Linked DNA regions of Homo sapiens: region 1 is linked to region 2. A link is a loop called in an ENCODE intact Hi-C map of the cell type or tissue named here. Cell type or tissue: PC-3. All regions are shown on one strand. Each heading gives the region's core, and the rest is flanking DNA. Links, peaks and the distances in the headings are about the cores only.

Region 1 (4,410 bases), core at 300-4,299, 160 kb before region 2:
TTCCATATTTGTGCCTAGTTCCTGGTTTCACTCTAGTGCCCAGGCTAGAGTGCGGTGTTGAGCTCATAGCTCACTGCAGCCTTAAGTTCCTGGGCTCAAGTGATCCTCCTGCCTCAGCTTCCCAAGTATGTAGCAACACAGGCACTCACCACTACAACTGGCTAATTTTATTTTATTTTTTGTAGAGATGTAGTCTTGCTATGTTGCCCAGGCTGGTCTTGAACTCCTGGCCTTAAGCAATCCTACCTTGGCCTCCCAAAGCATTGGGATTGCAGGTATGAACCACTTTGCTCAGATTACTTTAAGTAATTTTTTTTCTAACCATTTTACCTTTACCTCATAAATTTAGTAACATCAATACTATCAGATATATAAATATGTTTTAAAATGTGGAATTATTTTGCAGCAAAACAAGGGTCATTAAGTTAAAACAGTTAGTCCTTTTTAAAAAAGGTGGTGTTGAAAACAATTACTGTGATAACAAATTTCAAGGACTACAAACACCTGGATAATATGTGACTTTCAGCAACGCTGCTGCTTCTTGTTGGTCAATGAACAATCACTTAACGGAAGGTTATCGGCAGTAGAAAATGAAATCTGTATTATCTCGACTTATTTAGTGACATTTAAAAAATAAGCCAATACGAATAGAATCACAAAGAATTAATGGGGAAGAATTAGTGTTAGAGCTTTGAAATTTTAAGCAAATGTGACAGATGTATCTCTCTCTCTTTTTCTTTCTCTTTTTTTCTCTCTCTCTGTATCAGTCTGTTTGTGCAGCTATGGCAAAATACCTGAGAGTGAGCAACTTATAAACAATAGAAATTTATTTCTCACAGTTCTGGAGGCTGAGAAGTTCAAGATGAAGGCCCTGGCACGTTTAGTATCTGGTGAGAAATTAGTCCTTGCTTCCAGGATTGTGCCTTAGTGTTTCATCGAAAGGCAGAAATGCAAAAGGGCCTAAGCTAATGTATCCAGGCCTCCTATAAGACACTAATCTATTCGGAAGGACATTACTTTCATGACTTGATCATCTCCTGGCCCCACCTCTTAATGCCACTACAATGGGGATTAAATTTCAACATGAATTTTGGAGGGGACCCATTCAAACCACAGCATTCTCTTTTTCTCTCTGCTTGCCCTTGCTCTCATTATTTCTCTCTCTCTCTCTCTATATATATATATATGTATAAATGTGTATATATATGTATATGTATATGTATATATAACAACTTACCTAAGCTGAAGTAAAAAAAAAAATTCTCTATCAATGTCCTTTAGTTCTGAGTGGATAGTACCAAGTATCTAGTCCATTGAATTTAGTTTTGCTATTTATTCTATGATCACTTCTTTGCATGTTAATGTATATTTTGAATTCTAATATCAAAGTTATGCTTTCAGTGTATTTGAAAATTTATCTGTTTTCCATATTCGTGCCTAGTTCCTAGTTATAATATCTTTAGATTGAAGCATATTCATAGAAATTGCAATGAAAAACTTAGAGTACATTTTTGCTTGTTAATTTTTTTTATGATTGAATCATGGAGATTGCTACCATTATATTTGCTTGGTTGGTGGCATTTTAAGAGAATAATGAAATATTTCTGGACAAATAGTTTATAAGACAGAGACTGCATAGAAAACCCCTACCTGATTCCTGATATTTAAAGTCAGTACAGAGATTCTTAACTTTCTATGCATGGACAACTAAGATCAACATGGAAAGTTTCACTGTCAACAAACTCTTTGAAATTTGAAGTTCTTTTATTCTAAAGAGAAAATTTGTGTTACCACATTTTCAAAGACCTGTGCCAAAAAATATCTAAGAATCACTACTCTAGTCACATGTTCTATCCTATCTTTTGAATCAAGTAGCTTACCAGCACTTTTAAATAATTTTAAATTATTCTTGTTATAATAGAAAAGTCTAAGTATTGCAAAAGACTGCTAGAAATTTTGCAGAGACTCTGCTTGTGTTACTTTGTTTTACTCTCTAAGGTAAAAGCCTGTAATTGGGCCCAACTTACCAAGTTACATGTAACCTAAATTTTGGAGCAGATTTAATTCCCTGACATATACCAGGGTACAGATAAGTAGTGTCAAAGAGTATAAACCCAGATGGCTAAATCCAGAATCATATGAGGCTTTACAGCACAAGAAACTAAATCTGGAAGCTTATTTATGTATGAACTTAATTACAAATACAAGAAATATTTAACCTAAACCACAGAATTTGATGGAAGTGCATTAATATAGGCTATGAGGTGGTTATGTAACTGAGAAACTCAACTAACAAAAAGAAAAAGAAAAAAAAGGGTGAGGTAATGACAGATATTCATTCAGTAAGTCTTCGATAACAGAATTTTTAGAAAAAAAATCCTTATTCTATTGGCTTAATAGATTGCTTTGTCAGAAGAATTTAAATGGGAGGTGAAAGAGCTACTCTTAAAAAATAGTTAGATCATAATGTAATAGTAGGATATACAACACACGGAGGTGAAACTGGAAGGCAAGGTGGGCAGAAGAAACATTATAAATATGCCTAAGGAAAAGGAACTTAATGAAAATTGGTAGTGGCTCTCTGGCCAGCATAGAAAAAGTTATTTTTTAAAAAGGAAGAGCTCGAGAGAAAGTTATGAATTCTCATGGGGAAAAAAATATTCCCTTCACTTGTCAGGATTAGAAGGACTATTTGATGCAAAGCCACAAGTTGAGAGCTGGCTAAGAAGTCCGTGATGACTTCATAGCTCATAAATTCTCAGAAGGCAGCAACTATAGCAGATCAGAGTACAAGCATGAAGCAATAGGCGGGTGGTGAAGAGACAGCTGCTCTTCCAGAATGTAATAGGATTTTCAGCCCCTTTCTAAGATCCATTGCCTCCTATGTGGGAAAAAAAGGAAAAAGAAGGATGCACTGATAAAAAATTGTCCAGTGCCAGCCTTAAGGAGTCCGGAGTCCATTTACTTTCTGGAATACTGAACAGACAGGGATAGTTAAATTTGCATCAAAGGCAGCATATAACCAGAAGGTTCCATAGGTGAGTGAGAGGATTCAGCCTTGCAAAGGCTGTGACTGCCCAGGAAACTGCTGTATCTTTCTGTGAAGTACAGTTAGTGCTTATTTTGGGTGAAAACTGGTGTTTACAGTGAGAGAGAATATTCCTGATTCTATTACAGTTGTAATATTGCTAAGTGTAGAAGCAAGTAAGAATTTGACAGATAGACATGAACATAGAAAGCTGAGAGACAGGATTTTGAAATCATAGGGCAATATAACTTGTTTTACTTTCTACCATACACCTAAACTACAGTGAGATTTTCCTGAAAGCTTTTATCCTAGAGAAGTCAATCTTCTATTTTAACTTCAAATAAAGAGCTGTAACAGATTTACCAACTGGGATTTCAACTTTAACGTTGTTGACATTTTAGTCAAGATAACTCTTCACTATAGGGATTCTCCTGTGCATACTAGTAGCAGGCTCTCCCCTCATTGTAGAAATGTTCCCTGCAGGACAAAACTGCCTTGATGAGAAACCCTGCATTATGCAAATGGAATTTGGCAATGGCTGGAGGCATTTTTGGTTGTCACAGCTGGAGGTTGGAGGTATGCCACAAATATCTAGTGAATAGAAGAGATTCTGCTAACTGAACAAAGAATTATCCAGTTAAACATGTAAATATTGCTGAGATCCAGAAACCCTACTTTAGCATAATAAAAGTAAAATCCTCTTCATTGAGAGTAGATCTTTGTGAGCAAGCACCTTTCTAAAAAAATATATAAAACAAACAAGCATACTTTGTGAGGTTTAGCAGAGTAAAATACTAAAAAATCAAAATTGGATTCTAATATTATCACCACATCAAAAACAAACCCTGAGAATATCAAACATAAAAAAAATATAGAAGATAAAATTATATGAAATAATAGAATTTTGTGAGGTCTCGCCTTAATTAAACAAGACTCACACAAAACTTTTCAAAATGATGCAGAAGGAGAAGATATGATTAGATTTTTCAAGTGTAAAGAAACCAAGGTGGAATTACTATTAGCTTCCATCTTCTTAGTGAACAGCTATAGGAAGTGTGGAGGGAAAAAATTTGAAAATGCAAATTCTTTTAAATGCTTGAAGTGAAAGGGTACAGCTTCTTCCTCATCCATTTCAGTGGCTCTGGAGAATATCTCTGGCACACTGCTCAATGTTATCTAAAGACATTACAGAGATTGAGTTTCCGGAAATGAGTTTTAAAAGTTTGGCAGAAATATTTTGCACTAATTTTGTGAAAATGTATACTGGGTGTGTGACAGCAAGGGAGTTATGGGATTCAGCCAACAGAGGACCCAGAAAACTGATGCTGCTTAAAACATCCCCTCCTCCCCTAAAGAATGTTGACCAGATTGTAGAGAACACA
Region 2 (4,410 bases), core at 238-4,237:
AGAATCTATTAGTGGTTTCACTAACATAAATGTTAAAAACTTATTCCAGATGTTAGGATAAGTTGAATCTATTATCAGATTCCCTTGCCCAAATTGTTGAGATATTTACTTTTAGATTCCACGGCACATCATCCTACATTAGCTCATGTTTTAACTGCTATTATTCTTATTAACTTTTCAAATAATAGTATAATTAAATTTTAAAATTATGTAACTTAAATTATGATATCTAGTTACAGATATGTATTTGTATATACATAGGTAAATTTCACTTAGTAAACTTGTAATTTGTAAATGATCTCTGAAATCATGACTGTTATATTCTCTCCTATTAACTTCAGAGTTAAGAACCTTCACATTCTTGAAGTTACAGGCAAAGTAAAGAAAAGGTCCTACAGCGCTTGAGAAAGAATTACATTTTATTTGACTAAAATGAACCCTGTTAAATTATAAAGTGATTTTCTCCTTTCATGAGACTCTTTTGTAAGTTTTCATTTCAATTTTCAAAAGTGAGAACTATTATGCCCAATTATATCAAAAGAGTTTATAATTATTTTTAAATGCCTGAGTGTACATTAGTAAATAATGAAAGCATTTATAGCTCTCTTGCTTTTTAGTAAAGACATATATACATATATTCTTTCCTCCATATATATGTATGTGTGTATGTGTAGAAAATATTGTGATAATATAGATCATATATGTGTGTGTATATATGTCATACATATATACACACACATACATGGCAATCATATAGAACATGTCTTTATGACATGATCTATAAATCATACAGATCATATGTCTTTATGACCTATATACACATATATATGATCTATATGATTGCCATGTATGTATGTGTGTACATATGTCCATATATATGAAATATATATATATGAAATATTTTGATCTTTCATTTAAGTGGCTGGAAATAAATATTGAATGTCTATACTGAAAAAAATGATCTTAGGTTATATTGTTCTCAGAAAATGGGGCCCATTAGAAAAAAATATGAGAAATTAAATAAAACACTAACAAAAATAGATATTAGAAATTAAATAACACACTAACAGAAGGGTGAGCTGAAAAGGTCAGAAGCAGGGCAAAAAAGGGTAAATTATTGTCAAAGAGACATACAAGAGGAATAAGAAATAATAAGAGCATGAGAGGATCTAATATTAATTGATTTGAATTAAAGAACCCATCAGGACTCCTTTCATATGTTCTGGGGACCTAAGATCAAATCCATTTTTATTGAAGTATTTTCCCCTTTAATTCTTTTACTATCAAATAGGACCATCCCATTTAAACAAGTATCCTTTTTTATCTTTGGTCACTAGCTATTCACAATTTTCTTACCTAATATATAGGATCTTTAAGGTTTTTGACAGGGTGAAAGACATAAACAATACTCTTGATGCCAAAGTGTGAAATTATACCTAGTTCAATCTGTTTACTTTTGAATATTCACTTGTGAGCCCTGGACATACCAAGAGGCTGAGTATTCGCAGGCAAAATATAAGCAGAGGCCTCAGGGTCTGAATTAAAGATTGGGTCATTCTTTTTCTGTGTATATGGATGGGTGTGTGTGAGTGTTTGTATTGGTGTGATTTTCTGTGATTTGAGTTGCCATAGTGAGCACAGAGGGTTCACAGTGTTGTCACAGGGAAATAATTATAATACGTTGAAATGAGAAACAGGTAACATTTTTTTCTCATGATTTTTATTACTCTTGCTTAAAACATTTTTTTTTACCTGTGTTGGAATTGTTCCCAATATTGCTTTAGTATTGCTGGCATTAATTAGTAAAAACAAACTCTCACACAATTCTGTCTCTGTCATTGCTACCTTGCCTAGAACCACAAATTCTCTGGGTCATCAAAAAGAGAGGTTGTGATATTGCTAAAATGCCCTTCAAACTGTATACATCCTCTGAGGTGAGGTGTTATTAGCTCTTTTTGTCTTTAGGAAATTAAGAATTTTCTTAAAATTCTCAACTTTTATGTTGCTGTCCACCCCATGATGCCAGCTCACCTTCTTAAGCCAAAGCAATGTAATTCTTAGTCATCCAGCAGGTGGAGTTAGGTCGCCTAATCTCCACTAAATCGCAAAGAAAATGCTGAGAGGATGCTGATGTGTAACAGCCTGGCCTACACAGATAGAAATGCCTGTGTTTCTATACCAGGAAAGTTTAAATCATTCTGTTCCCTCTTTCTTGAACTGATTGAAAAATCTGTGATAGCTTGATCATTAGCCCTAAAATATTTATTTGAATGCTCTCCAAGTCAGCCCTATCTAATCTATCAGAGTAAAGAACAGAAAAAGAGGGGCATTTCTTGTTTCTGCTAATTCTTGAGCTCTTCTTTTTTTATGAGAATGCATTATGTGTCCGTTTAGAAAACAATGTTACCACATATCCATAAATCCAGGAACATATGAATGTAAATAGAGTCACACTAGCTCATAAGACAGAAACAAACCCGCACCTAGCATTCATCCCTGTCACTAATCAACACATATCTTCCACATGGGGCCCAAAGCATCTAGATTTTTACTACCAACGAACCCAAATGCTATTTATGTAGTGTGTGTTCTGAGGTGGAGTGGAAAGATGTGCACCCAGCTGGGGGTAAGATGCTTAAAGACAAAGAAGACAATGAAACTCACGTGCATTCTGGAGTAAACGCTATATAGGAGCCTGGTAAGAGTAATGAATTAACTTCTAACAAGAGCTTTTGAATAGAAACAGCATCTCCCAAATGTTTCTTAAGAAACTACCATAACTCCATGGTTTAAACACTTCTGATTTATTGCCTCTGCTCATCTTAAGGCTACTGTAGAGGACAATATGTAAAATATGCTCATGGGACCTAAGAAATTATCTGGTACAGGCCCAGGAAAACAAAAGAAGAAAGATTTAATTACAGAAGGTATATAATCTAAGTTTTATTGCCTCTAGCTGCTTCCTTAGCAGTGCTTTGTACATAATAATAGCTTATTCTATTTTTCCCACTGGGGAGGCAGAAAATAAAGTTAATATCATCCTTCTATCAGAAACATTAAGGCAAATTCATTCATTCTGAAATCTTATTCCTGGTGTATGTGAAGTTGGGGGTTAGATATGGAATACAGAGGAAATGAATATAGAGAAAGTAATTAATATTGCTTTATAATTTTTTCATATATATATTTCTATATACATAAAATATGTATAACATACTTGGCCAAAAACATTGTTCCAGCATCATTAATTCTTTAGAGGAAGGCATTTTATTTACATAGTGAGGAAGCCAGAATTCTCCTATATTGGTTGCACTAAGAGTTCATGTCCAGCACTAACATAAACTCAGGATATGGACAAACATGGCTGACGGGACCGTAAGAGTATCTAGGAGAAAGCTAAACTGCAACGACAACCTGAGTAATGTGAGTTTTCATCCAGGTCACCCATATAAGATCTAAAACCTAGAATATTTGGCCTAAGTTAGGGGAAGGAACAAAGTTCACATGACAATACTTTAAAAGATGTGACAGACAATTTGATTGTGTTCTTTTACATCTTAACCTTTATACAAAGGAGTTTTGTCATTATAGCAATTCAAAGAAAGAAAAACAACTAGAATGGACATAATTGAACAGAAATCGGAGAGGAGAGGTTTACTTATAGGTGAATAGTTTAAACAGAATTTAAACAGTTTATCAGTAAGTATTCTTGTCAGCAGACTGTTCTGAAACTTCTTGGCACAGATTTTTCCCTGTTCTCTTCCTGCTGCCTCCTATTAGATAGCTTCCTCTTCTTTATCCAGACAACTACTCCCTACAGCCTCTTTCTTTGCTTTGCTCATTGGATGGTGTGTATTTCTTCTAAAGAGATTACACTGGAGACTTGTTTCATTCACCTTCTAGGCACATGACATGACTTTCACCTTTAGCGAGCTTTCATAATGCTTTTAGCTGTGGAAAGTTACACAAACTAATTTATGTCTAAGGAAGCAAATAGATTAACTTAATGCCCTACAAAGGATATTATATGGCATTCAAAGGCATTCTTCAACAACATTAGGAAGACAATTTAAAAATGAATCTTCCCATTTCAGGGAAGGCTATGATTTTATTCAAATGAAATTTGGTACATTATCTATCCAATGGAGATCTCCAGGATTTGGAATTGCATACTGTAGTTAGTGTTAACCTTCATTTAATGACAATCAGCCAATGCAGAAAATGGGAAAATAGGGATGGCATTTTATGTGGCTTGATATTTTTGTGTTGGAAGACACTGTTTTCAATCAACAGGTGTGGTCTTCTAGGTCTGTTCTTACAAGAACTTCTGGCTGCTGTCCAGGTTACTCATAAGCTGCACCTGTCAGACACCAAAGTCTTCCATCTACCCCTCGAAGAGAAAAAGAGAGT

What was found. Peaks named below come from ENCODE experiments on the same cell type or tissue, not always from the same donor. Only the 100,000 strongest peaks of a DNase experiment are listed, where the experiment ranks them.
Region 1: a loop joins it to region 2, with 3 times the contacts of the local background. A loop is called at or near these places in 1 of 110 quality-filtered maps.

Annotation. Positions count from the first base shown.
Region 1 is chr3:104,434,532-104,438,941 of GRCh38, forward strand. All of the region lies in intron 1 of LOC105374020 (a long non-coding RNA gene), which reads right to left. Among named protein-coding and RNA genes, the nearest start is that of MIR548AB, 910 kb to the left of the region's middle. In PC-3, for the core only: no CTCF peak of the experiment used is centred there; DNase peaks (open chromatin) are centred at 2,770 and 3,570; H3K4me3 peaks cover 2,907 bases; H3K27ac peaks cover 2,154 bases.
Region 2 is chr3:104,594,692-104,599,101 of GRCh38, forward strand. No RefSeq gene overlaps it. Among named protein-coding and RNA genes, the nearest start is that of ALCAM, 770 kb to the right of the region's middle. In PC-3, for the core only: a CTCF peak has its summit at 2,054 (motif pointing right); DNase peaks (open chromatin) are centred at 1,540 and 2,070; H3K4me3 peaks cover 198 bases; H3K27ac peaks cover 883 bases.